Linked DNA regions of Mus musculus: region 2 is linked to region 1. Evidence: chromatin loops called from intact Hi-C (ENCODE). Cell type or tissue: left cerebral cortex. All regions are shown on one strand. Links, peaks and the distances in the headings refer to the core of each region. The heading gives the core; the rest is flanking DNA.

What was found. Hi-C counts contacts between places; a loop is a spot of excess contacts. Peaks named below come from ENCODE experiments on the same cell type or tissue, not always from the same donor. Only the 100,000 strongest peaks of a DNase experiment are listed, where the experiment ranks them.
Region 2: it touches region 1 in a loop (5-fold over the local background); 1 of 42 quality-filtered maps calls a loop at or near these places.

The regions. Positions count from the first base shown.
Region 1 is chr11:88,093,481-88,108,533 of GRCm38, reverse strand. Cuedc1 (CUE domain containing 1) reads right to left here and starts at 9,388. Exons shown (of 11, transcript NM_198013.3): 1 at 9,191-9,388. It overlaps 2210416O15Rik (RIKEN cDNA 2210416O15 gene), which reads right to left and starts at 10,476. Exons shown (of 4, transcript NR_045499.1): 1 at 10,406-10,476; 2 at 10,217-10,319; 3 at 9,782-9,865; 4 at 8,427-9,672. In left cerebral cortex, for the core only: a CTCF peak has its summit at 9,365; DNase peaks (open chromatin) are centred at 8,670, 9,323 and 9,767; H3K4me3 peaks cover 1,798 bases; H3K27ac peaks cover 1,856 bases.
Region 2 is chr11:88,181,722-88,196,774 of GRCm38, reverse strand. Cuedc1 (CUE domain containing 1) reads right to left here. Exons shown (of 11, transcript NM_198013.3): 4 at 14,168-14,294; 5 at 13,344-13,536; 6 at 12,058-12,141; 7 at 9,643-9,714; 8 at 8,688-8,781; 9 at 7,934-7,992; 10 at 6,650-6,720; 11 at 2,635-4,178. The coding sequence ends at 6,653. It also overlaps a transcript of Mrps23 not described here. Among named protein-coding and RNA genes, the nearest start is that of Mrps23, 15 kb to the left of the region's middle. In left cerebral cortex, for the core only: a CTCF peak has its summit at 8,981; a DNase peak (open chromatin) is centred at 9,052; H3K4me3 peaks cover 729 bases; H3K27ac peaks cover 1,403 bases.

The sequences.
Region 1 (15,053 bases), core at 7,987-10,486:
TCTCTTTTCTCCTCCAAGGACCCCTGTACACATATGGTGCACAGACACACACACCTTTGTATGGGAACACATACTTATAAATAAAATAAATCTTTAAAAAGTTATCTTTTAATAAAGCATTTGTAGGGGCCAGAGAGATGGCTCAGCAGTTAAAGAGCACTTGCATTCTTGCGGAAGACCTAAGATTAGTTCCCAGCTCCTACACAGCTGCTCACAACTGACTCCAGTTTGAGGGGATAATATGTGGTACACACATATCCATCAAACAAACAATCAAACATAAAATAAATAATCTGAAAAAAAAAACCTCTGTGTGTGTGAGAGAGAGAGAGAGAGAGAGAGAGAGAGAGAGAGAGAGAGAGAGAGAGAGAATGTGTGAGTGTGTCAGGGCTGTATGTGACAGCATGCCATATGTGTATCCTCAGAGGCTAGAAGAGTGAATCAGATTTCCCTGGATCTACAGTTACAGGTGCTTGCGAGCCATCTGACACAGGAGTTGGGAATCGGGTTCTCTGGAAGAATAGAGAATGCTCTTAGCTGCTGGGCCATCTCTGTAGAGATGTAAGGATGTCTTAAGGATGCCAGCACAAGGTGTAATTGACCTTTTACCATGCTTAGCTTGTTTTCTCTGCCTGCTTGTGGGGATGCTACCTCACCCAGGTCATTTGTGGGTAAGATTTCCCTACGGCCTAAGCCTGTGGCTTTCTTGCCTTAGAACGTGGGCTTCTGACCTGCACATATATCTTCATAGGCCTGCTTAACCCCCACACCAGTTGTGCCAGCCCAGCTTCCAGTCACTCATTGCTGCTTTCTGGCTTCATCTCAGATTCACCTCTTCCTCCTGCTCAACCCAGGAAGCCCCTGTCCACCCACCTTGTCACTTCTGTACATAGACAACAGGGGAATTCCCTCCCAGTGGGCCTCTCCCTGACACTCACAGCACTCAGCTCCTGGTACAGCCTGGAACTGAAACCAATCTCCGACCCAAAGCAAGTGAAATCATTTCCTGTGCCCGGTTCCCCTACTCAACCACAAAAGCGTCTTTGCCTGAGCAAGCTCCAAATCTAGCTTTGGAAAAGGCAAAGCTCTTAACTGCTGAGCCATCTCTCCAGCCCTGCTGTTAAAAAGGTACTTAAAGCTGGGCACGGTGGTGCATGCCTTTAATCCCAGCACTCTGGAGGCAGAAGCAGGCAGATTTCTGAGTTCGAGGCCAACCTGGTCTACAAAGTGAGTTCCAGGACAGCCAGGGTTACACAGAGAAACCCTGTCTTGAAAAACCAAAAAAAAAAAAAAGGTACTTAAATTGGTGTGTGTGTGTGTGTGTGTGTGCGCGCGCGCACACGTGAGCATGTGTGCGTGCACATAAGTACAAATGCCCATCGAACTCAGAGGCATCAGAGCCCCCCTGGAGTTGTATATGGGTGGTGATGTGGCCCAACATGGATTACAGACATGCTCTACCATGCCTCCCTGATTAACTGAGCTCTGACTGTCCTGGAACTCACTATGTAGACCAGGCTGGCCTCAAACTCACAGAAATCCATCTGCCTATGCCTCTCTGCCTCTCTGCCTCTCTGCCTCCACCTCCCAAGTGTTGGGATAAAAGGCGTGTGCCACTGGGCCCAGTCTGATTTATTCTTAATCGAATCCCCTTTGAGAGCAATCCTGTTTTCTTCTGAGACTTCTGTAACTATCTTATTAAATGTGCTGAGATTGTCATAAGCGTTGAAACCTTTTATGTCTGAAGCAGGGGTTGGGGAAAGAGGAAAAAGCCATAGTACATGAACATGCCTGCCCTTAATGGTCTTTGGAAGAAGGCTCTCCAGATGTGCCCTGTTAACCTTGCCCTTGCCCCTCATCCTATCAAGATCCTTTTCTGCCAGTGGGAGTAATCATGAAATGATTGTACCATAGGCCCAATAAGTAAATGGTCACAGCGAATTAACTTGGATTAGCTACTGTTTGCTCATTCCTTCCACAGGGTTTACCGAGGGCCCCTGGCCCTGTGCAGAGCTCAGGGAGCTGACTAAACAGTGAAGTCAAAAACCCAGAAGCCTCAAGTGACATTGTCTTTCGAATAGAGCGGATGATCCTGCAGCCAGTTACTGACAAATGTCCCGTTACTTCCTGTGTCCTTGCCTCTTTTCCGAAGGCTTGGACTCCATCCTATGTGGCAGCAGGTCACGCCCAGAGAACACGCCTGTCTCGAGGACCCAGGCAAGGCATGAGTCCCAGTTGCTGAGCAGGTAGGATTTATGTCTGGACTCTAAATTCATGGACAGACTGCCCTCTGTCACACAGCTTTCTTCAATGACGCCATAGCACAAGGAGAGGTTAAGCCAGATTTGAGCAGCCTTCTACCTCAAAAATTCCAGCTTTCATCCCTCTATCACTGAGTGGGCATGGACCTCTAGGGACCTCCACTTCATCTTCCTGTCTGCAGATGAACTTCTTAAACCACAGAGATAAATGAATCTTGATCCTATTTCCTAAGCCCTTCGGAGGTGGGGGTAGGGGCCTTCCCCTCTGCTCCAATGAGTCACTTTTCTTGCTCATTACAGCTTATCTGGAACATCCTCCCTCTATCTTCTTCACACACACACACACACACACACACACACACACACACACACACACCCTACCCCTGCAATTTAAATTCATTCACCTCTGGTGCTCTGTCTAGTGAACAGCCTGGTTTCCTAGCATCAAAGCTGGTAAGACTTGTGTCTCTTCAGTGTGTTCGACGAAGGCATCATGAGAAGTGACTGTTGCTTAGCTATTGAAGACCACAAAAACCAGCCTGGAAAAATGGCCCCAAAGCTAAGAGCACTGGCAGCTGTTCCAGATTGCTTTCCAGCGCCCACATGGTGGCTAACAACCATCTGTAACTCCAGTCCCAAGGACCAGAAGGCCTTCTTTTGGCCTCTGAAGTCAGCAGGCATGAATGTGGTGGACCAACACACATGCAGGCAAAACATCCGCAGACATAAATAAAATTAATCATTAAAAAGAAGAAACACTAAAAGCAGCCAGGCATGGTGGCTAATGTCTATAATCTCAACACTTTAGGGCAGGAAAGAGGCAAAAGGAGTTTGAGGCCCAGCCTAGGCTACAGAGTGAGTTCCAGGTCAGCTTGATGTACAAAGTGAGACTATGTCTCAAAAAAAAAAAAAAAAAACAAAAAAAAAAAAACAAATTCAAACTTTTGGCATAGTAGCTTACACCTATAATCCCAACACTTGGGAGATGGAGCTAGGAAGAGTGTATGGCTTCAAGGCCAGTCCAGGCCAATATAGTAAGTTTTGGGTCAGTCTGGGCTAAAATGAGACACTATCTCAAAAATAACAACAAAAGGTCAAAAGGATAGCTCACGGTTAAGAACACGACTATGCTTTGAAAGGTCCTGAGTTCAATTCCCATCAACCACATGGTGGCTCACAACCATCTGTAATGGCATCTGATGCCTTCTTTAGGTGTTCTGAAGACAGTGACAGTGTACTCATAAATAAAATAAAATAAATAAATAAAAACCAAAAAAAAAAAAGAAATAACAAAACCCACAAAGACAAACAGCAACCCCAATGTATCCATATATCTAGGAAGTTGGCCACACTACAGGGTTCCTGCCTCACCTGGCAAAGACTTTACAGGATCAAAAACAAAAAACGAACAAAACCCCACCTAGTATGTCTCACATGCCACAGGCCTGCCACAGGGTTGTACTAGCATCTCAGAGCAGGAACGTGCTGGGACTAGATCCAGTGCCTGGACGACAACTGCCGCTTACCTGGACTCCATGCACAAGTCCCCTCCCCCAAGTCTTGTCTGCTCCAGAAGCTCTTCTGACTGGCGATTGCCCCCTTCTTCCGTGTTTCACCTTGTTTTCTTTTTTTAATGGGGGCTGGGCATGGGTTTTCCCGGCTTTACATCAGCAGTTGCCCCCAGGAGCTACAGCCCTGGCTCCAGAGTTTCATCTCCTCACAGCTCTTGCCCAGGGTGACTGAAACGCTAGACTAACATGTTTATCCTGCTCCTGGACTGCAGGCCTCTTGAGGACAGGGCAGTCTTGGTGAGCTTTGTGCCCTAGGTCAGGCCTAACTAGCTCACTTGGCCAGCAGCTCTTAGCAGAACGCATTAAGTAGACCCTACCACACCTATTCCAAGGACTAACCACTGCATTGGCAGACCTTGAGTACAGCACAGTGGCCTTACCCCCACATACCCAAACTCTGCCACGTTGAGATACACGACCTCAGGCATGCTATGTAGCCTCTTGCTGCCTCTTAGGTCTCTGTTTCCTCACCTGAGAAATGAATGTCACTTCAAGGGGTTTCATAAGAAAGCTAGTACTCCTAACCACTAAGCCATCTTTCCATCCCAAGAATTAAGGACACATAGGATGCACTGAAGGGATGGCTCAGTAGTTAAGAACAATTGTTGCTCTTGTAGAGGACCTAATTTCTGTTCCCAGCACCACATGGGGCACAGTGGTATACAAGCAGCTAAAACACTCAGACACATACAATGAATGAATCTTTAACAATTTTCTTTAAACCTAGACACACACACACACACACACACACACACACACACACATACACACACACACACCATCAAGCAGAAGCATGTGGATATCTGAGTTTGAGGCCAGCCTAATCTACACAGCAAGTTCCAGGCCACTGAGGGCTATAGAGACTGTCTCAAACAAACTTTTTAGACCACATCTGACCACGGGAAGGATTGGCTCCTTGGTGGAGTGAGATTATGTTTTTACTTGTGTGTGTGTGTGTGTGTGTGTGTGTGTGTGTAGACCTTTAGCCACTATACCATATCCCAGTCCCCATTCTTCCTTCATACAAAGCCCTTTATCAGGCACTCCATCACTCTTCACTTGCCTACCCTGTCACTCTTCGCTGGGTGCCTTGTCCCTCAGGACCAACACTAACATTGAAAGAAAAGCCATTCAACCCTACTGAGTCATTTCACGATTCCTATCTCACCCTGACGTCTCAGCAACCGTACACCTCCACTTATCATCCCCTCCCCCTAACACCACATCTGTCCCAGCCGCTACAGTTTTAACCAAAGATTATTTTCTCAGCACCAAGTTTCGGAGCTCTCGAGCCCACGTGCAGAAATAACAGTAACTATCAAAGGAACTCGTTCTGTCTGTGGCAAACGCGAGACGTCCTCCGACACCTTCTAGGAATGAGACACGGAAGCACTCAGAAAGCTTCAGAGTCAGACCGAGAGCCCCGCGGGGGATGTCTAAGCATGTTCTGGGAATCCTGCAAGCCATGGTGCTAGGAGTGGACCTCGGCGGCAGACGTGCGCTTAGTTAGCACGGACAGAGTTCTGAATCCAATATCCAGCACCACAAAACCAACCCAAACCATGAAGATCTCTTAGTAGAAATGGGAGTAAAAATGGCTCGATTGCTTCCTGAAGTGCAGGTTAGACATCCGTTTCCAGGCAAGAACTTGAAGATCCTTGACAACACCATGATAGCAACGCAATGCCATGTTTTCTTTAAGAAGAGAGTTGTGTTCCCAAGCAATTCCTCCATCTATTGTTTAGGAATAGGTTTATGGTTTGGTTTGGTTTGGTTTGGTTTGGTTTGGTTTGGTTTGGTTTGGTTTGGGTGTTTGAGGTTTGGGTTTGGTTTTTCAAAACAGGGTTTCTCTGTGTAGCCCTGGCTGCCCTGAAACTCACTCTGTAGACCAGGCTGGCCTTGAACCTGAAGATCCACCTGCCTCTGCTTCCTGAGTGCTGGGATTAAAGGTGTGAGCCACCACCTCCTAGCTATGTTTATGAATAGTTTTATTTTTAGGTTGTTTTTTTTTTTTTTTTTTTTTGAGGCAGGGTCTAACATAACCCAGGCAGGCCTCAAGCTCTCTATGTAGCCAAGGATGACCTTGAACTTCTGAGCCCTCCGCCTCCACGTCCCCAGGCTTGGATGACAAGCTTATGCCACCATACCCAGTTTAGAGGATGTTGGGGATTGAACCTTGGGTTTTGTGCCTGCTAGGAAAGTACATTGACACTCTACCAACTGGGCTGCATCCCGGCCTCGTGACCTCTTTTGAAGATGAGAACTTTAGCTGCTTTATTACATGGGTGGTTGGAAGCAGAGAGGATTCAACAAACAGCAGAGCAGCCAAGGCAACTCACATCTCGAGTCTACCCACCAATATGTGGCAGCCAGAGAGAGTTTCAGCAGGAAGGTAAATCCCAGACACAAGGCAAGGTGGACCCTGCCACAAGAGCCTTGCTTGCCACCAAGACATCTTCCAACTCCCATATCAGGGACCGCTAGACCACCGTCATTTTGGGTCCTCAGACCTAACTGTTACTTGTCATAATGGCAGGAGCCAGCAAACCCCAGACACCTCCTGCTCCTGCTCACCTTGCCTGGTCAGAGGTGAGCCCAAGGCTCTGAGAAATTCTCAGCTCTGTTGCTTAGTAACAGCAGGGTGACTTTAGGGAACTCTGAAGGAAACAATGGATGGTTCTGCACACCAAGCCACACACACACTCACTGGCTAAAGAGAACTCCCCATGCGCTGGATGGCACGGGTTGCAGCAGGCTGCAGGTTAGATCCCTGGAGTCAGAACTTCTTACCACACTCAAACCAAGACCGCCATTGTTGCGTTTTATGAGACGGGAGGTCTACTTCCAAGCCTGGTTTCTGCATTTACTGTTTGTGACTGGCTTTAAAGACAATATTAGTGGCCTCATTAAAAGGACATTCAAAATCCGGGTGGTGGTGGCACATGCCTTTAATCCCAGCACTTGGGAGGCAGAGGCAGGTGGATTTCTGAGTTCGAGTCCAGCCTGGTCTACAAAGTGAGTTCCAGGACAGCCAGGGCTACACAGAGAAACCCTGTCTTGAAAAACCAAAAAAAAAAAAAAAGGGGGGGGGGCCTCTGGTCCATCAGAGGTGGCGTGAGCCTAAGGAAGACTTCTGAGTACTGAGGCAGAGAAGTCTGACATGGAAGATCCTGGGCTCCTCCAGATCTCAAGCAGACACCTGCACAGCATCCCAACAGCCCAGCATCCAGAGCATTATGGGTAAGAATAGCAGAACCACCGTCTCTGGAACTGTACAGGCAATGAGCCTCAGTGGCTTGTCTGTCCTCCATTTGTGTTCTGAAGTCTCAAGAAATGAAAAGAACTGCAAATTACCCTGACTGTTTTCTTGGGAAAATCTGCTCCAAGGCTCCCCAAGAAGACTCTTCTTCCATACTTACGAATGCTCTCCACGAGGCCCCTCGTGTCCCTAAGACAAACAGGGGCTCCTGAAAACGTCTCCTATACTCACCCACACTTATCCTTTTGTTTCCCCTTCATTCAATAGCCCTGTGGCCCTAACACGGTACCTAGGGCCTCCCCACCAAACAGACAGCAAACTTAGTCCTGGGAGAATGGCCACCTCAATTGCCCCTGCCCTCTAGCTAACTGGAGGGAGCTGGGAGCTGGGCCAGAGCTTCCAGGTCTCCATGGCCACAAGTTCAAAGTGGCATGAGAAAGAACCTCACAGCATTTCTACTTTGGGCCCCCTGGGATTATCTACTAACTAGCCACAAAGTTGGAATCTGCTCCAAAAGGCCTGAATTAGACGGAAAACTCTTAATATAGGGGTCTTAATTAGAACCCTAGCACCAAGGGGACATATTATGCCCCCTGGCAGTGCACAGGAATGCTCCAGCACCTGTGCATGTTGGGGCAGTGTGGTTAGGGTATAGCTTTCACCAGATCCCAAAGAGGCCCTTGGTCTAACTCTGAGACTTGGCCTTCTCCATCTCTCACCAACCCTGAGCTACCCTAACTGCCCAGAGCCTCTGCTTTTCAAGACTGTACCCAGCTGTTTCCTTGTCTCCTGCTCCATCCAGCAAGAGAGTGTGGACGGGTGATTTCCAATCCAACCTTCTGGATGAACCTCTGGTGGCCCAAGCCAAGCTACATAAAGAAAGGTACCATCCCTCCATTTAAACGGAGGTCCCACTTCACATTCGATCCAGCAGGAGCCAAACTTCATAATGAGATGACATCTATAAGATAAGGAGACTCCTAGTATCACACACTGCCTTCAAACAGCATACATAGTTAACTCCATAGGTCTGTAAAGAACCTTAGGGCTGGGAGGGCCAGAGCAACTCCAGAACCCCTTCTCCTGGGCCAGGTGGCTCAGGGTGTTGCAAGGTGTATTTCCTGGGTTTCAGGCTACTGAGGACCAGGTGGTGACCAAGGCACATGGTCTTCTATCCGACGTCACCTCTAGGGTATCTCATCACTATCTTCCCAATTATCCACCCCCACCCTCTATTCTTACAATAAGTAAATAAACAAACAAATAAAGGAAATCTAAAAATCTCTCTTCCTTAAAACACCCTCTCCAGGAATTTAATAGCAGTATGAATTTCTTGAAGCTGAAACTTTTTATTAAGGAAAGAAAATGGACAAGCCCATGCTGGGGTGGCAAGCCACCAACCATTCAGAGAGAAACCCAAGAGCGCTGAAGGAATAAAGGCAAGCCCCGGCCCCCTGGAGCTCAGCGCCCCAGGCACTCAGAGTTCGAGGGGCGGGGGAGCAGGGGCGGGGACAGCGCATTCTGAACTTTCTCCAGCCGGGTCGCGGAGAGACGCAGCTCCCAGGGGACCGGGTGGGACCAGAAAAGGCTGAACCGACCGGTGACCACGGCGGGAGCAGGAAACGATTCTCCCCTCCCCCTAAAAGGAGTTCAGCTCCCAACCCAGGCCCCCGCCTCGCCATCGCCATTCAGGCTGCGCCCCCAAGCCCGGGCGAAGCCGGGAGGGTGTCCACACAAAGCGGGGAACCGGGGAGCAGAGAGACCCGGGTTGAGCAGGCTCCCCAAGGCCTCGCGTCCCTTCCTCGCGGCGCCGGCTGGCCGGCGACCACCCCTCGGATCGCGGCCCCGGGATCCTCCGCACGCTCCCTGTGCCCAGGACCAGGAACGAGGCGGGCAGCGGCGGAGGGAGGGCGGCCGGGGACCTGCCGCGGGCTCCCGGGCAGCCTTGGCCACCGCGCGAGGACTCAAACTCGCGACGGCCCGGCCCTCGCGGCCGCGCCTCGGCGATGCTCCCGGGGAAGGTGGGGCCACCGGGCCGGGGTGGAGCGCGGCGCCCGCGAGCTCGCGCTAGGGGCGGCGAGAGCGAATCGGGGTCTTACCGAGCACCGCACGCGCGTCCGCTCCCGCGGGGCCGCTGGGGTCGGGCGGCGGGGGAGGGGCGCGGTCCCGCGGCGGCAGCGGCAGCCCGGCTTGGTGGCGCGGCGGCGCGGCTGGGCGCCGGGAGGCGGAGAAAGCGAGGCGAGGCCGGCTTCCTAGCGGCGGGCGGCGAGAAATGCAGCTGTCCCTGCGAAGCTGCCGGCGGGGCCACAAGTGGGGCGCGCGGGGAGGAGCGGGGCTGCGCGCGCGGCGGGGCTCAGGCTGCGACACCCCCAGACCCTCTCCCCAGGACTGGAAGCAGGAATAGGGATCCCGAGGCCAATGCGGTTGCGCAGGATACGGGGCAAGGGGAGAGGGATAAGGGGCAAGGGGCCTCTGAGGACACTGGGACAGTCTCCTCTGTGCATTCCTGCACAGACCGCTCCTCTTGAGGACTTGTGATCTTCCCTTTATGGCCCGGTGTGATGCGCTTGGGCTCTGCCGACTTGGGAAGCACCTTAAGGGGTTGTTAAAGCAAGGAGACCTGAGACGTGGGAAATTTGGGAAAGAGGGGGACCTAAATGCAAGGCTGACCTGAGAGTTTGCAGACATACACGAGGAGCCACTAGTGAGGGCTGTAGAAGATGCACGAACCTCTCTGGGCTTGGGGACATCAGGAGTGTGGGAAAGTGGCAGCTCTGCGGAGTTAGAGTTCAGGAAATAAAATGTAATATTGAGGCCAGAGGAAATCGTGAAGTTGATTAGGAAAATCAAAGTTACCACCCACTAACATCTTATCTCCACCCAGCATTCGCCATTACTTCAAAGGCTTCTGAGCCTCGATAAGGGATTCCACAAACGTTTTAATAAACGGTCGATCAACTGGTTAATTTTCCAAGTGGTTTGGTTTTGTGCACTAATTTGGAGATGAGAAAAGGGAACAGAGGGAATGATGGAAGAGCCTGCCCATTTGTGTGTGGAGCCCTGCACACAGCCCTCTCCTCTTCCGAAGACTTACAATCTTTGCTGAGAAGTCTGGGCATGCTCACCCAAGAGACATCTGATGGTGAAAATCACAAACCAAGGCCCCAGAGTCTCCATCCTTTGCTTGTCAAGGGTAATTTCTTCAGCGAGGTGGAATCTGAGGATACCCTGGGAGAAACCCCACCTCTGAGAATCCCTTGTTCCCTTCGGCCCCTCTGCCCATGCCCCTTCACCCGGCTTCCGGGAACCCTCACACTATCAGGACCCCACGTGAAAAATTCTGACTCTGAAGTCCTCCGATGTGGCTGCTGACTGAGATGTCACCAAGCGCTCAGGATTTATCCTCTCGGCCAGTAAAGCCTAGATGATGGTATCGAGTTTGTCACTTTATACTGTAGTGTTAACTTCACCTGTCACTTTTCTGCTTATTGGCAGAATCTTTCTCTAATCTGTCCCAGTCACTTTGACATTTCAGGACTTGGGGTTGGGGTGGGGGCTACCAATCTGGAGATTTTCCTGTTTGTGCGTGCCTCTAGGATGCTTATGAAATGTATTTTCATTCAAGTCGTTAGCAAAGCCAGCTAGTCGCTGTGATTGTCACCCTTGAAGTAGCCTGTCTGTGAGCTTTTCAATGTCCTCCTTTGGGGTCGATTCCGGAAGCAGCTTCCCAGTCCTGCCTCCCTACACCCCCACCCCCACCTCCACCCCTGCTTCTCATACCCAGAGCAACTTCACTCTCCCCTACTGCTGCTCTGAGCACCTAGAGGCTCAGGTTAGGTTCTCTTGCAACCCAGCCCCTCTTATCTGCTGCCTGCCTCAGGTCTCCAGCATCAGGTCCCTTGGAGATCTCATGGAGGCTAACAACAAACTCAAAACCATTCCTCCCTCATCTAAACGCCACCTCTTGGCACAGAGGCTAACCAGCTCAGTCCCTGCCCTCCCTCTTCCTGGGTATTCTGTTGCTCTCCAGCTGTAGCCATCCTTCCTTCCCTTTCCCCTACTTCTTCCCACAGCTGCTGCCTGGCTCCAGCCCCTGTGCTCTGCTCTCCACAGCTGGTGAGAGACCCGTCCTGCTCTCTAGCCAAACTTCCTGCCTGCTTCAGAGAACTCCAATCCGTTCTTTCTTTCCACCGTCCCCTTTCTGCTTCAAGCCTACCAACACTTCAAGATGCCCCCTTTTAAACTAATCCTGTCCTGATCCTGCCCTGCCCGCAAGCCATCGCCCTAGTAATGTCATCTCATCCGAAGTAGACTTCCTCTAAAATGGAGACGCATATCTCTTACTTGTTCCAGCCTCATTCTAGCTTTTCTTTCCTGCGGTCTGGCCTTCTTCCCCAGTCATCCCAGGAGCTACACTCTGTGGGAGGCCCTGGCAGGAACCTGGTTGTCTAAACCCATGAACCTCCTGCTTACCCCACTTCTTGGCTCTGATACAACCCCAGGTGCTTTTAAGGCTTCTTTGAAATTTCTCCCACCCCACAGATTGCCCATCCTACAAGGTTTCCCCAACAACCCCCACGCTTCTTCAGTAGCCTTCTCTAGCACCCAATTCCTTCCTGCTCTTCCAACAAACTAGGTCCTAGGATGTGTTCACAGAGGTTAATAGTTTTCAGTGGGCACCAAACTTTAGGACTTCTTCAACCTGCTACATGACTTTGGGGCCAGGCACTTAACTCTCTGTGCCTCAGGTCCCTTACTTGTGCTGATTAAGGTCTAGTTCATTTAATGTATTTGGGTGTTTTGCCTGCATTCACATGTGTGCCTAAAGAAGGCATCAGATCCCCTGGAACTGGAGTTACAGATGGTTGTGAGCCATCATGTGGATGCTGAGAATCAAACCCAGGTCCTCTGGAAGAGCATCCAGTGATGTTTAACACAGAGTACAAGTTGGCAAGGTATGTTTAGGGCCATTTCAAAAATTTCTGGAATCTGTTCTAATCCCAAGCAAAAATCCACTTAATATTTCTTGAGACAGGATCTCAACTACATAACACTGGCTGTTCTGAAATTCACTGTGTAGACCAGACCTATCTCAAACTCCCAGGGATCCACCCACATATGCCCAATGAGTGCTGGGATTAAAGGCCGCTGCCACTATGCCTAGTTTCATTTAATACTGTCTATGAAAGTCAAGTCAGCAACCTCCAACAGCAATTTTTTTAAAAAATCAAACACTCTAACAAATAACAGTGATTTGATCCATTCTTGGGAGTGACAAATTAAAACTCTTTGTTTTCTATAATTAAACTACTTTGATTCTATTTAAAAAAAAAAAAAACAGGAAACTTTGCATATAAAGAATGCAACTCTTTTTTTTTTTTTCCCCCGAGACAGGGTTTCTCTGTACAGCCCTGGCTGTCCTGGAACTCACTCTGTAGACCAGGCTGGCCTCGAACTCAGAAATCTGCCTGCCTCTGCCTTCCGAGTACTGGGATTAAAGGCGTGCGCCACCACTGCCCGGCAGAATGCAACTCTTAATGTATAATAAATATTCTTGAATTCCAGCCAATGTGATTCTGGGTGTATTAGCTGGATTTTGTTTTTGTTTTTTTGTTTTCTGCGGTGATATTGGTGATGTGAAATGTGTGTGTTGTATGTTCAGAACAAAGTCTCTGTTGAAGCGTGGATACGACACGCGTGAATGCTGCCAGAAAAGGCTCAGGTTCATTGAGTGTTTGATTTCAAATTAATTTTGGGTCACTGCATTCAGAAACCTTTTACTATTTCCAAAAATTGTGTAACCTTCGCATTCAGTTATGCAACCCAATCTGGGGCTGTGGCCTACAGTGTGAGAAGGTGAGCACGGAGGCACGGGGCCAACAAAACATGTATATGTATTATTATATATTACATAACATATCATAGAAGAGGATTTACTGGCAGAGGGTGGTGGTTCACACCTTTAAACCCAGAAGTGGGAGGCAGAGGCAGGTGGATCTCTGAGTTGAGGCCACTCTGGTCTACAGAGTGAGTTCTAGGACCGCCAGGGCTACCCAGAGAGACACTGTCTTGAAAACATAAAAAAAAAAATAAAAGTAAGATAAAAATAATCAAAAAAGTTAAAGGGGATTTATTAGGCTGATTCACATGATAGGAACTAGGTAATCCAGAAATGGTGGTCTGTATGCTGGAGAAACCGAGAACCCAGGAGTTGCTCAGACCCAGAAGTGCGATGCCACCGTAGTCCTGAGGACATGCACCAAGATCTCTGGTGAGAGTGAAGCCATATTGACAGGCCTGTGATGCCGATGTCTGAGCTCCACAGCAGTGATACCTACTCAGAAAGGAAGAAAGGCTAGCATGCATCCTCTCCCCTCAGACTTCTCTTTGATCTGGGCTGCAGTGAGGGTGGGTCTTTCCCTTCAGTCGTCTCTTAGTACATTTGTCTCCTCAGGGAGCATCCTAAGAGAAACCCCGGTGTAGATATCTCATGGTCCAAAACCACCATCGCTGACTGGAACCTGGTAAGCTGAGCGTCCACATTAACCTTCCTCTTGTCAGGTCTTCCCAGGGTGCCTTTCTTCTATTCTCCTTCCTGTCCTACTCGACCCCACCTACATGTGCTAGAACCAACTGTGGATGCTTTCTGCTCCCGTACTGCAACAGGGGAGGTGATGGGTGCCTCTGTCTAGTCTCTGTCCATGCTAAGCTCAGGCCACTGGGGCATTTATCATTATGCGTGATATTATTATTATTATGCACGAGGCTGATGCACAGCTGTTGCCCAACAGCTGGGCTCCAGGGAAGACAGGATGCTTCTTCACCTTTAGGACTAACAGTGCACAAGAGCAAGCAGTCATGGCTTTGAAAGTGACTGTATCATCCCCGCCAACATGAGACCTTCTTCCTAGCACCACCAAAGACATTAACAAGGCCTGTGGTAGGACAGGAGGGTAGGGATGGGGGTGAGGAGGATGTGTATGACCACTTGGTCGCTTGGGTAATCCCATCTCCTTCTACAGCTTGGCTGATTTCATGGAGAAACCAAAGGAGACACGCCGATCACCGGTGACATCACTTGAGGATTTGAATCAGAGAAGCAGTGTCTAAAAACAAGCTGGGCGAAACTATCCCTTTTAGAGGATGATAACTAAGTGGATAACTGGGAAGATGCTATTCTAAGTCCTGAGAAATACCCCCAAGAGCTTCACCATCTCCTCCAGTTAGGCACAGGTTGTCCCTTTATCCAGGTAGGCAAGCCTAGAAATGGGAAAGCCCGGCGGTGGTACAGTCCGTTTCTGCAGAGTTCCCAGAGAGAAGTGGTTGCTGCTCCCTCTCAGACCACTGGCCTTCCAAGCCTCTCACACATAGTAACTGTTTACCTAAGGACCAGCTTTCTAAAAAGATTTATTTTACTCTTTTTAATTATGTTCCTGGATGGGAGTGTGCACGCGAGTGCTGGTGCCTCTGCAGGCCACAGGCATTGCATCTCCTGGAGCTGGAGTTATGGGCAGCTGTGAGCTGGCTGGTCCTCAGCAAAAGCCATATTGGCTCTTGATCAGTGAGTCATCTCTCCAGCCCCAGGACCAACCTTTCTCTGTGTCTCTCTGTCTCTCTCTCTGTCTGTCTCTATTGTTTGTTGATTGATTAATTGATTATTTATTTATTTTTCTGTGTAGCCCTGGCTGTCCTGGAACTCAACTGTAAACCAGGCTGGGCTCAAATTCAGAAGTTCACCAACTGAGTATTGATGCTACCACGTCCAACTTGACTGTTTTTTTGTTTTTTGGTGTTTTGTTTTTGTTTTTGTTTTGTTTTGTTTGTTTTGAGGCAGCTCTCATAGCTTGAATTGGTCTCTAACTCACAGAGTTTGACTGCCTCTGTCTCCTGAATGCTGGGATTAAAGGCATGTGATACCATGCCTGGCTCAGGAATCACTTCTTGGTGCATGGGACATAACTA
Region 2 (15,053 bases), core at 7,583-10,082, 89 kb before region 1:
TTCTCATTGCTGGGTTGGGTACAATAAAACACATAAGGCACCCCCAGGAGAGTGGCCAGCAGACAGTGAACCCCAATAACTGCTATCATCATTGCACCTCACACCCTACCTGCCCCTTGTTCTTCAGGACAAATTCTCTGACCATTATGGCCCACTCCTGAGCAGTGCTTCAAGACAACGAGGGGACAGAAGTTGAGACTCAATGTAACCACACCAGTTCTTCTGTACACACTGCTTATCAGATCCCATGATTTTCTTGCAAGTTGAGGCCATTGCCCAGGGATGCCAAAATGTGTGAAGGGCCAGGGGCACTGGCAGGCTCGGAATCCAGACAGAATTTTTACAGAAATCTTTGAGTGTCACCTTATGACACTCAGGAGCACACATGTGATCACCAGGAGCTTAACATGTGCAGATGACATGATGTCCAAGGGCTGATGGCTGTGGTCAGGAACAGGCTGTCTCCACTTCTTGGTCTGGTCTTCACACTCTTTAACCTGGTAATGTCTCTTCCCAGACCGCTCATTCTATGGTGTAGTTACAATCACCTTCAGACTTTCTTATACTAATAGGAAAAATGGCACATGGCTCTAAGAACTTTCCTGTAAATTAGAATCACCTGAGATTTTACAATCAAATTCTCAGGCTAAATTGCAAACCAAGTACAATATGATGTAGAGGATGCATGCATTCTAAAGTGCAAATCTCAGACCTATGGACGTTTTTGGCTACAATGTTCATAAGACACTTGAATTAAAACATAATTTTGGTGCTTTGGGAGCTGTCTTTTTCTTTTTTCTTTTTAAAGATTTATTTTTATTTTATGTATGTAAGTACACTATAGCTGTTGCTGTCTTCAGACACACCAGAAGAGGGCATCGGATCCCTTTACAGATGGTTGTGAGCCACCATGTGGTTGCTGGAAATTGAACTCAGGACCTCTGGAAGAAGCCAGTGCTCTTAACTGCTGAGCCATCTCTCCAGACCCAGGGGAGCTGTCTTTTAGTTTGTTTGTTTGTTTGTTTGTTTCCGAGACAGGGTTTCTCTGTGTAGCCCTAGCTGTCCTGGAACTCACTCTGTAGACCAGGCTGGCCTCGAACTCAGAAATCCATCTGCCTCTGCCTTCCAAGTGCTGGGATTAAAGGCGTGCGCCATCACTGCCCGGCCGGGAGCTGTCTTTTTGAGTTTCTGTTTATTACAATTGTGTGTATGCTCGTGTGCACATGCCAATGCATGTACTCGGAGGTCAGAGGATTTCAGGTGGTTCTCTCCTTCCACAGTGAGATCTGGGATCAAGCTCAGCTGGCTGATGCCAGTGCTTTTCCTATGACATCATCTTCCTGGCCCAGAACTTGTTTTCAGACTTGAGTATAGATTAGAGTTATCTTCGGAGCTTGTTACAATGCCTTCCTGTTGTAACTTTGATAGATTTTTATTTTTATTTTATTTTATTTGGTTTTTCAAGACAGGGTTTCTCTGTCTAGCCCTGGCTGTCCTGAAACTCACTTTGTAGACCAGGCTGGCCTCGAACTCAGAAATCTGCCTGCCTCTGCCTCCCAAGTGCTGGGATTAAAGGCGTGCGCCACCACGCCTGGCGGGACATTTCTTTTAAAAACATTTTTATTTAAAAATTATCGTGTGTGTGTGTGTGTGTGTGTGTGTGTGTCGTCAGAAGTGAGCATCAGATCTCCAGAACCTAGAAGGCAAGCATTTCTACAAGCACACAGGTAGCTCTACAGCTTCCTTTCAGTACAGCACAGTTCTCGGACACTGATGAATAACTGGCCTAAGGTAGGAAGAGAATCTTAGTTTGCATGTATAGCATGCCACCTGACTTAGGAATGCCACCATACCAGCCTAACTGTATCTGTTAGGGTTAAGGTAGGACCCCGAGGGCAGGGCAACAGGAACAGTTGTTTATATCCTAGCTTGAAATCCTTTCCTTGAGGGAAAGAGCCTTGTCGAGATGACTCTGAGCCCAGAACAAGAAACGTGTGCTGTTAAAAGTCACAAGTCTCCACATGAGGAAGACATTTAACCTTGAGAATTGCCCGTTTCCTTCTTCAGTCGCCAGCATCCTGTCCCTGCCCACGTAAAGGTGAAAGAGTCCAGCTGAGTTGGGGGACTGAGGAAGCTAAGCCGTTGCGTTCCTTTTGAAGTGCAAGGTGCACACTTCTGTGATGCACACCTAATGGTGACACCCCCAAGTCACCATTAATCCCTGCTTTGGTGTTTAATGCGGGGAAGCACGGTATTGACGCTTTCACAACGGGCTGGGTTTCTTAACCCTGTTTTCTCGCCAATCAGCAAGTGGCTTTTTGTTTTGGTTTGGTTTGGTTTTTTGAGCGGCAAAGAGGAAGGAGGCTTGCTAGACAAAGCCAGCAGGTCACACAGACAGCAGGTGTCACCACCTATGGTGGTGTGCAGGGCGACTGAGTTCTCTGGGTCTTAAAAACAACCTTGAGTGAAGGTTAGCGGAGGTGTGTGTTTTGGGGGGCGGGGAGGCAACCAGATGGGGGAGAGGATGGGAAAAGCGAGGCAGGTGACCCAAGGATTCGGCAAGACTCCAAAAACCAAATCCTCTCACCTGCGGAAACAAAAGGAGGGAGGGTCCAGCCCACGCCGCTGGCCACATCAGAGCACCAAGAGAACACCAAGTCTTTATTACCGGAATTCCTATGAAACAGCTCCAAGGAAAAAAACAAAAAAAAAAACACACACTGGAGGGAAAGAATAACAAAGTGACACACACACAAACCTAGGGCTTCCCCGAGGGCGCCCGGCCTTGGAGCAGGGAGGGCCCAGACACGTCTGGAGCTCAGTTTAGCCTCCCGGGGCTCCTGGAGGTGGGGAGCTGTCTTTCTCTCCAGGGTTCACGGGCCTGGCTCGGAGCCAACGTGGTCCCCACCCCCACCCGGACTGGCTGCGCACGCTTCCCCACTTGGTCACTCTCTGCGTACACCTCTCTTCCGAGCCCGGGGAAGCTCGACTGACCCGCAGGAGTTGAGGCGTTTGCGGTCCCATGCCCACCAGGCTCCCATTTTCTGCCAGTCCTTAGCAGCCCCCACCACCCACGCATCGGATCCCATTCTCAACCAGGACCCCCGCACCTGTCCAGACTTCCCAGATCTCTCTAAATGGTCAGCGCGTTCCCAGGTCGTGGGGCGAGCGGGACACGGGTGCGGCCTCCGTCCCGTGGCAGTGGTTGGTGCAGGTTCCTTAAATCGCCTCTGGTCTCTCCACCTGAGGCACCCGGCAAGTTCTCGTTCTAGGTGCTTGCCGCTCTGCCGAGGCTGGCAACTTCGGCAACTTGCACGTCAGTCTGCACCTTTTCATTTGGGGTCACCCCAACTCTTAAACTCCAGCACCTTCCCCTCTTACAAAAAACAGCAGGACCGGTCCAGCCCCTGGGGTACTCCACTGTGATGTAAATTTAGAACCTGTTTCTGTGTTCAGCCTAACTAAAGACCCTGCCTAAACAGAATCCGACAGCTCCGGGGTCACTCTCCCCATCCCGGCTGGGTCAAATGGAGGCTGCTGGAGGTGACAGCCAGCCCTTAATAGAAGCAGCCCTATAAACTGGACCCGACAAGACCGAAGTGTCCAGAGTTCCGTGCAGGGTTGGAGCCAAGAGTCAGCAGTCCCCGACAAGGCTGAGGTGCAGGAGACCTTGGGGGGGAGGGGGGGGGAAGGCCGCAGCGGCTTGGGGGAGGGTATAGATCGGACCCACTGTGGCAGGTCAGGAGAGATAGGAAAGAAACCGAACTCTCTTCAGGCCCAAAGAATCTCCACATGGGTCATCTTGTCAGTTCCTAACTGGAACCTTGGGATCCTTCTTCTTCCTCTCTTTCTTTCTTTCTTTCTTTCTGGAAAGGGGGGGGGGTTTCCTGCATTTCTGCTCATCCCCTATAGAGGAGCCAGACTACAAATGGGGTTTGTGGCTGGCTGGCTGCTGTCTCGAAGGCTCCAGGCCCCTCCTCCAATCATAAGCAGCTCTGAAAGTTCTAAGTCCTGTCTGTGGAAAGCGGCAGTGGCTGGGCTGGGCTGTGTGGCTGAAGAAGCCTGAGCCTTGGTGTGCGAGCACCGTCTGTCTGGGCTGCAGCTGGAGGGCACTGGTGCTGCTCTCTGGTTGCCCCCACCCAGTCAGAGCATCTCTGGCAAGGTGAAGCTGCTGGCACCTGGGGAGTAGAGAGAATGAGACGTTTTTTCATCAAAGGAGCTCCTCCGTCACCGGCTTTCCCCGCCACCGGAGAATATGAGGCTCCTCCTCCTCTTGCCGGAGGTTCTAGATCATTCTGGAACTCTGCCTTGGATCATACCCACTGCTCAACTGCAGGGACCTTAGCAGCTAGACGTGGAGTGGGAGGAGATGGAAGTGGAAAGGAAGCTTTTGCATGGGGAGGCCTCACAGGTGGGAGACTGCCCCACCCCTGAGTCCTGTTAGTAGCTTCAAGGAGCTACACTAAATCCGAGGATTTGAAGGGGCAGAAAAGTCATCCCAGACTAGAATTCAGTGGGCCTCAGGCACCAGACTGAGTTCATAGGACTTTTGTTCAGAAGACACAGGGAAAAAAAAGCACAGAGGTGGTGTTTGGTGGCCAGGGTGGTGGTGGCACACACCTCTAATGCCAGCACTCCGGAAGCCAAAGCAGGCTGATCTCTGTGAGTTCAAGGCCAGCCTGATCTACAGAGCTAGCTCCAGGACAGCCAGAGCCACACAAAGAAACACTGTCTTGAAAAATATCAAAAAGCAGGGGGCGGGTTGGTAAAAGAATTAACAGGTAGGGCAATGGAGACATGAGTGGTAGTCTGTCAAGACTGATGGAAAAAGCTAGGAGGAAGAAAACAGGGAGGAGAGACTAGTTTGCAGTGAGCTGACAGGATGGACAGACACACTGTAGAGACCAGAGGATGCAGCAGGGACTCAACAGATCTGGAAGAGCAGCTCTTGTGGAAGAGGGGAGGCGGGTCCTTTGAGAGGGAAGGGAGAAAACTGAAGAGAGGTAGAGGCAGAGCAATGAATAGGCATTGATGAAGACCAGCTCCCAGGAGTCAGAAGAAAAGCCAGGGATGCTGAGGTGATAGGCAAACCAGGCCTCGACTGTGGAAGGGAGCATCAGAATGCACAGCAGGCCCTGGAGCTGGCAGGTGACAGACCACCTTGATTCAGTCCCTTTCTGGAGCCTGTAGGGTTGCAACAGACACTGGGCAATCTGGTTTTCACAGTGCGGAGCTGGGAGGGGAAACAAGTTGGAAGCTCAAAAGTGATGAGCATGATCCAAGATGAGTTGGCTTTGGGAGGACCGCCTTTTCCCTGGGGACCAGTGGGATGGCAGAAGGGGCACAGGTGGGGATAGTTCCCTAGTTGCCCTTGCTGGGGTGCAGCTCTGTGTGTGAGGGAATCCGGGGAAAGCATGGAAGAGAGCTGAAGGGAGAGAAGAATGTGGAAGGGGGACAAGATGGGAGAAGGCGGTGCCTGCTTTTGCTGACCATGCCCTCTGTTGCCTGGATTATGTCATCTCCACAACTACTATAGGAAGAACATCTGTTCCTCTGTAGGTGGAAACAGGGCCAAAACTGCTGCACCACAGCTCAAGAAAGCCGAAAAGATGCTGAGTGTGGGGAGCAGGAGAGCAGCTGGGCAGGCAAAGCAGGTGGATGGGAGAACAGCTTCTCACTGGGGGATGAGGCACCTGGAGAGGCGCACGCATGCCTAGTCCTGCAGGAGATACTGGCATTCCCTGGTACACCCCCCCCCCATGAGTTTAGAGAGGAGCCTGGAGGAGAGACAGCCCAACCCTGAGGCTCCAGAGGCACCTGGAGAGGCGCACGCATGCCTAGTCCTGCAGGAGATACTGGCATTCCCTGGTACACCCCCCCCCCCATGAGTTTAGAGAGGAGCCTGGAGGAGAGACAGCCCAACCCTGAGGCTCCAGACAGAAGCAGCCATTCCAGGGGACCATCTCCCGACCTTTAGCAGGTCCCTGACCATCCAGCGTCAGCAGAACACTGGACACAGTTCTGAACGACAACCACAGTGTTTCTTACGTTATCCTCTTAATAGTCACTGTGTGTCCTGGAAATGTCTTGTCAGTGGGGCTGCAAACTATTCAAGGTCAAAAGCCGGTTTGGTTTTCTGGTCAGGGCATCTGTCGAAGGCAGGCGTGATTATTGTTTGTCAGATAAATAAATGAATAAATAACCAAACTCTTAAAAGTACAAAAGCCAGGAGTGAGACAGCAAGTCTGTAATCCCAGTGCTTGGGAAGTGGAGACAGGAGGGTCTGAAGTTCAAAGCCAGCCTCATTTATATAACCAGTGCAAAGGTAGTAGGGTTAGATGATATAGAGATAGAGATAGAGATAGAGATAGAGAGAGAGAGAGAGAGAGAGAGAGAGAGATAGAGATAGAGATAGAGATAGAGATAGAGATAGAGATAGAGATAGAGATAGAGATAGAGATAGAGATAGAGATAGAGATAGAGAGATGCTGGTTTACAGGGGGAAACCATGTGCCCTGCCACAAGAAAACAAGAAAAGGCCACTGATACTTGATGTTCCAGCCCAGCACCTCTGGATCCTTGAAGTACCCATGATGGGTAATAGGCCTTTGCCCTAGCTGCCCCTGGAAACTGTGGTCCCAAGCCTTACCTCTTACTGTCCTTCTCTTAGGGCCTCTTCCACCTTAGGCACCTCCTGCCGCCTACCCCGGAAGTCTTCCTCTGAAAGGCAAAGGGAAAGGCCTCATCTTCCACTCTGCAGAACCTCATGTGGGCCCATCCTCAGGCTGGGCAGGGGAGCTGCTTGACCTCTGACCCTTTGCTTGGATCTTGACACCGCAAGCAGCAGTATGCGGGTACAGTAAAAGAGGCAGAGGCAACCTGGGCGCTGGCCTGACTCTACCACTGAGCACTGTGGCCTTGGCCAAGTCTCACCCTTGTCTGGGCCCTGGTTTTTCTAATCTATCAAGCAGGATAGGAGTGATAGACTATCCAGAAGACCTCAGGGCCCTCTGGTCTTTGTATCTGGTGTCTCCTGACCCTTTAAGAGCCTAATGCTGAGGGTTCATCCATGATTGGCCTAGAGAGGTCTTTTGACCCCTTATGACCTTTAGAAGGGGCTGGGTAAAAAGTTCTTTCTTTTTCTTTCATTTCCCTCTCTCTCTCTCTTTCTTTCTTTCTTTCTTTCTTTCTTTCTTTCTTTCTTTCTTTCTTTCTTTCTTTCTTTCCTTTTTTTACTTTTTCTTCTGGTTTTCCTTTTTTTAATATAAAAAAGATATAGTATTTATCTTTATTTAGTTATTTATTTAATGGATATGAGTGTTCTGTCCACATGTGTGCCCAAATGCCAGAAGAGGGAATCAGACCTCATTACAGATGGTTGTGAGCCATCATGTAGTTGCTGAGAATTGAACACAAGCCCTAGGGAAAAACAGCCAGTGCTCTTAACTGCTGAGCCATCTCTCCAGTCCCCTTCTTCTGGTTTTACAAGACAAGGTTTTTCTATGTAGCCCTGGCTGTCCTGGAACTCGTTCTGTAGACCAGGCTGGCCTTGAAATCACAGAGATCTGCCTGCCTTTGCCTCCCAAGTGCTGGGATTAAAGGTGTGTACCACTGCTGCATGCTAGACTGAGCCTTTCTAATTTATGGTTGTCTGTGTATGAGGTCTGCCAGTCTATCCCTCATTCCCTAGGGACCATTCTCTGGGAATAGTGCCTGGCACCCTGGGTTCCTCTTCAGGGATGATGGGAAGCAGGTGTCAGTGTGTGCACCTCATGACAAGGGACCACATTTCTGTGGGCCACCTGTCTGCCAACCCCTGACATGTCCCCCAGACTGAGTGCTCCCTTGCTGAATATTAGACCCTCAGGACCTCCTCTTGAAGGGTCACCCATCCCAAGCAACTTAGACTTCAACGTCCCCTGACCTGCCTCACCGTAAGCATGGCCCTCCACGTCATCCAGGAGGTTGGCTGTGGATGCAGCAGCCCCCAGCCTGCCGGACTGTTCAGGAAAACTATTCTAGAGACGGATGGGTACTGCGACAGCTTGTTCAATCTGCCTGTGCTCTGTCCTGATAACCCACCAACCTCAGAGGCTTCTACTATCCCTCCCGTTCCCAAACTGCCTAATGGTGTCCCTTCCAGGACCCTCTCCTGGGATCAATGGACCAGCTAGCCAGGCCCGACCCCTTTACTCTGCCCCCATCACTAGGGACAGGGAGAGTGACATTTCCCCCGTTCTCCTTCAACTACTCAGTTTTCAATATCCAGGGCCCTGTGGATAAGCACGGATGAGAACTTTGGTGTGAAGACAGGGAAACTTTTTTTCATTCAAAAAGCCAAAAGTGGAGGAAAAAAAAAAAAAAAAAAAAGCAGGCCTCTGGAGACACAGCTGCAGGGACCTATGAACCAGTTCTAGTAAAATTAGGGGAAGACTCGGTGATTTCAATAGGAAGACGATGTCTTTCTCCCAAAATGCAGATGACTTAAGGCCAAAAGTAAAGAAGGCACTGGAAGGACGGTGTCCCCGGGGAAAGGAACACAGGAGCTGATGACGGGGTTTCCTGGTTCACAAATCAAGGAGGGGCGGCCGCAGAGCCGCATCCCACTCCCGAGGAAGGTTCAGCCGGGATCTCCATCACTGTTGTCAGTGCTCCCCACCCCACCCCAGGGCCAAGCAGAAGGATACGACTGAAGCTTCGGTAAATGTTTCTTCTTTGACTTCCTCATTTTGGTCTTCTCGGAGAAGGCTCGGGCGAGTTCAAACAGCTTCCTGCGCGTAGCTGGGGCAGAAAGACTCGTGAGCCCTTAATGCTCCAGAGAGCCAGAGCATCAGATGGCTTCCCTCCAGGTTTGGGGGCAGCCAGGCAGAGCGCCACACCAGGCCCCTTGGGTGGGGACTGGGAAGAGGAAAGTGACAGGAACAGCAGACACCAGTGCCACCTAGGGAGCAAGTGCGCCATCCCAGGTCGGCCTCCGGGGGCAGCACAGGCCAGCACTCGTCAAGTACACAGCAGCCTGCCTCCAGACCAAGATCCGGGTATTCCTTCCCTAGAGGCGGACAACCACACAACCACGGCTCCTGGCTTTCTTTCCCGCTGCTGGCTGCCACGGCCTTCCCGCCCCTCCCCAGCCACCTCCACAGTTGGTCCTAGGATTTCCATGAGTCATCGGAAATTTTCCCTGAAATAAAACCTTGAAAGGCTCCAGCCTCATCCCCGCTGGTTATGGGTCTATGAGACTGGAGACGGGAGGATGACAAAAAAAAGCGGGCAGTGGGGCGAGGTTCCCCTATCCCAAAATGTCTGCCATTCCCACAGAAAGCAGACTCAGCCAGTGACTCCAGTCTCGGCCAAGTCCTCACGCCACAGAGAATGTGAACACCGACACACATTATTTTCCAACAGACAGCTGGCTCAAGAGGATTTAAACTTAATTTGTCTCCAGACTCAGCTGCAGAATAAAGTAAGGCAGGAAGGCTGAGGGAGCTAGCCTGTGATTAAAATGTCACCCGGAGTTCAGCAAGAGTCAATAGCATTAAAAATCTTCCGGGGGGGGGAAGGGGGGGCTCTCTCCCTCTCATGAGGCCACAGGGCCTGCCTCAAGAGAGCTGGGACAAGGAGGGGAAAAGGGGCAAGACTCACATTTTCCCATGTGTTTCAACTTGTCCCTGAATAAGGCATCTTCTGACACAGTGGGGTTGGTTTCACTGGTTCCTGGAAGGAGGAGACACCTGCTGAGGGACCAGGCCCATTGGGTCTCCGAGGTCCCACTAAGAGATAGAGTGAGCACCTGGCCAAGGCTCTAGGGAAGGAGGTCAGAGGATACCCTCCATCCCTGTTTCTGTCTGTTCTCTTATTACAGAACAAGTCCCGGCTTCTTCCCTGCTATAGGAGTTTAAGGCAAGTTGCAAGAGTACTTCTTTCTTGCAAGGTACATTTTCCTCTTCGGAGCAAACAAGGGCAGCCTTAAGATCTGCTGCACGTATGGGAAACTGGCTGGCCTTGGGTTCCAGCCTCTCTAGCAGTCCCATGTCCTCAAAGCCATGATGGTGGTTTGAAGTGAGCTGGTAGGGAGATCTATGTCTCGGAAATCCCCCCAGCCTGCATATCAGCCTTCTCCTGCACCCAGAGCAGAAGGTTAACCATTTGCCAGCACATCATGACCCTCTGTGCATCCTAACTCTCGTGAATTGAAGCAGAAAGGACAGAGAGCCAAGAACGCCTCCCAGATGCTGAACGGGAACAAGAGCAGGGCTCAGCCAAGAGTCAGAACGCAGTGAGCCACCTGCGTGGGTCTCTCAGGATCCTTGGGCTGCAGCTCACCGTCCTGTAACTTGGCTCATCCCGAGTCACCTTGTCTGCTAACTTCCCTTTCAGTCACTCTGATCCAGTTCAGCAGCTCCAGTGTCCCTTGTTAATTTGGAATCAAGGACAAGAAAACTCCCAGCTGAACATCTGGTGAGGCCTAAGCTCCTGGCTGCTTGCTTAGGAATCAGTTCTATGGGATTTTCTTTCTCTGAGCTGGGATTAGCGGGGGCACCTTACCCTTCTGTTCTTGCCTTCCCAGCTCAGCTGTGGGACGGAGGGTCTGCTCCTGAAAAACACACGGCTGATCCCTTTTAAATATGGATATGGGGTGATAGCAGGAACTGACCCAAGATTCAGAGTCCAGGAGCCAAGGATGAATACAGAGTCTCTGTTCACACTCCCAATCTAAGCTCTGCTATAGTCTATACATCTTACTAATACAGTCCTCACTCTGGCCTGTCAGCCCCAGTGCTGCTGGCACTGAAGGGAAGTCACATGTAGTCTGAAATGAGTTGGAGAGGCGGTCATAGGAGAGACTATAAAACCCTGCTTCTCTAGCCCTCTGTTTTGTTTTTTTAATGAATTTTAAGATATTTGTTTATACTTATGAGTACTCTATCTGCATGTATGCCTGCATGACAGAAGAAGCCATCTAATTCCATTATAGATGGTGTGAGCCAACATATGGTTGATGGGAATTGAACTCAGGATCTCTGGAAGAGCAGCCACTGCTCCTCCTCCTCCTCCTCCTCCCCTCCTCCTCCTCCTCTTCCTCTTCTTCCTCCTCCTCCTCCTCCTCCTCCTCTTCTTCTTCTTCTTCTTCTTCTTCTTCTTCTCCTCCTCCTCCTCCTCCTCCCCCTCCTCCCCCTCCCCCTCCTCCTTCTCCTCCTCCTCCTCCTTTTCCTCCTCCTTCTCTTTCTCCTTCTTCTTCTTTTTTTGGTTTTTCGAGACAGAGTTTCTCTGTATAGCCCTGGCTGTCCTGGAACTCACTCTGAAGACCAGACTGGCCTTGAACTCAGAAATCCACCTGCCTCTGCCTCCTGAGTGCTGGGATTAAATGTGTGCTCCACCATGCCCGGCTTTTTCTTTTCTTTTTCTTTCTTTTTTTTTTGGGGGGCGGGGGTTGGGGGGGGAGGGCAGCCACTGCTCTTAACCATTGATTGAGCCATCTCTCTGGCCCCTTCTCTGGCAGTTCTTGTTAAAGCATCTTGCACATCATACACAGAATTTCTCTTTCCCACACACGGCAGTGGGTGTCTCAGGGCAGAGAGCCTGCAGCTACTTAAGTGAATGAACCCTTCCCAGATTAAGCTCACCCTCTCTCTCTCCGTGGACTGGATACAGTCAACATGTATGCCTTGCCGTTGCTGGTGTACTAATTAGGCATTAAGCCTCATTAAGACAAACCTCACAAGACTCTACGGCCTTCGTCCTCGCAGTTGCTATTAAGAGACATGACATGGTTCGGTGTGTCCTCTGGTAGGACAAGATCCAGAAATAGTTGGGAGGTCAGCCAGCCTGTGGTAGGTAACCTACAGCTCCCAGGACAGCGAGAGCCTAAGTCCACTCAGTGAAGGGGATATCTCACTCCACAGGAGATCTATCTATCCCTTCTTGCTTGCTGAAGGGCCTCGGGTCCCACCCTTGGTCTGTTTCCTCATTCTACCGCTAAGTTCTCAATATTGAAGATAAAGTTGGGGCGTGGGCCCAGTGAGCCCCGCAGGCCCTCTCTCGGGACAGCAAGCTTACCGGGGACAGAGGAGGGAAAGCCACCGTCATTTCCAACCGCCGCATTGTTGGATTTGGATTTCTGGGATTCATATTTCAATCGGTCTGGAGAAGGAGACAGATTCTGTCAGGGAAGTGAGCTCCAGGGTGCCCGGGGGCACACTGAAGGCCGCAGGAGACTGAATCCCCCGAAGCACACAAGTATACATACACACACACACACACACACACACACACACACACACACACACACACCTACCAGCTCTTGAAGAACTTGTGATAATAGAAACAACTACCTACTAAGCATTTGCAATGTTGGAATGTCAGAATTAGCAGCTTTCTGAGACCCCAAACCTATTTGATTGTATTGTCTTAGGGTCTTAATATGGAGCCCAGGCTCTCTTGGAACTCATGGTTCTCCTTCCTTTGTGTCCTTAACGCTGGGCTTGCAGGTATCAGCTACATGTTCAGCCAAGCCAAGCCCCCCCTCTTTTTGTTTTGTTTTGTTTTGTTCTGCTTTTTGACATAGGGTTTCTCTGTGTAGCCCTGGCTGTCCTGAAACTCTATCTGTAGTCCAGGCTGGCCTCGAACTCAAGAGATCCACCTGCCTCTACCTCCTGAGTGCTGGGTTTAAAGGTGTGCACCACCACCACCACCACCACTGCCTGGCTCTAGTCACACCATTTTTTTTTCCTGCCTGTAGGCCTGCTTCCTCCAGCCCAGCAAGCCAGCAGTACAATTTGCTTCCTTCTTCCCCAACACCTCAGACTCCCTCCCTTCCCTCCCCTCTCCCTCCTTCCCTCTGTGACAAGCCCACCTCCTCAGCCCTGTCTCCAAACTTTACCTCAAAAGGAAAAGCAGCCAGGTTGGGGAGCAGGGTGACCCATCCATTGATCATGCAAATATCCTGCTCTAACCTCCATTCAGGACCCTCCCATTCTGTCACCCATAAAGCCAGTCACCTTGTCCACAGGGATCAAGACATGGTATCCTTGACTTGTAGCTAGAGGTTGGTAGGAAAGGCAGCATTTCTTTCCCTGTCTCTCAAGCGTAGACTAATTAATGCTGAGCTCAAACAGATATGCAGGGCAGGGGAAATGGCCCAGTGAGCACACCCTCTTCCTCTGGGTTCTCAGGTGTCCCCAACCCGCACTGAAACCCGGAGCTCCTGAATGACCCAGGGAGGCCCAAGTTCAAGCAGGTTAGAAAGTGCCTGGCATGCCCACATCCAGCAGGACGCCTCCTGAGGGAGGCCCGAGGCTCCTGCCCTTGTCACTCTCTTCTGCGTGGTGAGGCTTGGTGCCCACCTCTCTCCAGGGCGAGGAGGAAGTCCCGGTTTCGCTGCAGCTCCTTCATGAATTCCTCATTCTGCAGGAAGAGGGCAATTCTCTCATCTTCCAGGTACTGTTTCCAGCGGCTGTCTTGGTCACAGGCCATGGGCCCTGGCGCCGGAGGTGGGCCTCCCTCTCCACTCATAGGCTTGGAGCCCCCGGGGTGACCCTGAGGAAGAGTGAGCATACACATCACCTACTTAAATCCATGTACAGCTGTATGCGCAGGTGTGCTTTCCCAAAATCCTCCTGTCTCATCATGTAGTCCCCTCCTCCCAACGGGACCCAGTCACTAGCCAGAATTCACTGGATAGCTCAGAACTGCCCATGCAGCAGAAGCAGGAAGAACATCAAAAGGACTTTTCCTCCCAACCTAGGGTCACCTCATTCCTTCTTTTGGAACCTAAATCATCCTGAAAATCAATTTGTAAACAGCTCAGCCACCTGTGCATGGACTCCCAGTCTCACATGTCCCTCTACGCCAGCTGCATGCCCCAATATCAGGGGCATCTTCTGAAAGAAGAGCCTATGGAAAGGAAAGCAGCAATCCCACCATTAGCTACCCCATTTCCCTCCCTCCAGCCTGAGGTGATGGTTGCAGCAAAAGAGCCAGGCCAGACGGGAAGCGAGGCTGTAGGTTTGCCTTTCTTTCCTTACAAATTCTAATCCACAGAAGCAGCCCAGCCTGAGCTTGAAAACCAGGAAGTAAAACTGGCTGGTACAGACCATGACAGATGTAGCCCAGGAGAGATGCTGGACAGGCAGGCAGGTAGGGTGGAGGTTCGAGGGCAGCCTCTTACCTGAATGCTGTCCATCTGCTGGGGAAGGATTCGGAGGAAGTCATCCGGGAGGCTGCCCAGCAGGGGTGGGTTCCAGTTTCTGTAGCGTCTCTGGCTTGCAGGTTGTCCGGAGCCTGGGACATCAATCCTGGGGGATGAGAGGTAAGGAGAGCAGGGCATAGTCAGGCTTAGCCATAGCTCTGTTGGCCCATCCCAGGCCCTTGGGCAGATGGAGATCTTGCTCAGAGTATCCAGTGCCTACACCGCTTTCTGAACAAAGGTGCAGGCATGCATTCTGCTGAACGAGGGAAACAGCAGACCAAGAAGGAAGGCAGCCAGTCAACATTGCAGACTTACATACGGACTTTCTGAATGTCCCCTACAGACTGGGGGGTGGGGGGTGGGGGTGGGGTCAGACATTTCTGTGCTATGTCCCTAGCTGGCACAGTGCTGGACTGTTAAATAATAGCGATCACACCCCACACACCCCCAACAGCAGACAAGTAGCCTGCCGACAGCCCGTTCTGTCCTCGTTTGTTGAGGCGGGAGCTCCCTGAGATTCCTGGACAATAAGCAGGTCTGAGTTCACATTCTGGCTCAACTATAGCCAGCAAAGGGGAGGGAACATTGAGGAGCCCCTGGTACTTTGTTATAAATTCTAGATCTTGCTGCTCTCCTGCCCAGGTACTAAGACACTCACACACACTTTCACACACACACACACACTCACACATATACATACACACACTCACACATATACATACACACATACTCACACACACACACACTCTCACACACTCACATACTCACACATACACACTCACACACACATATACACTCACAGACACACACATATACATACACATACACACACATACACATACACACTCACGCACACATACACTCA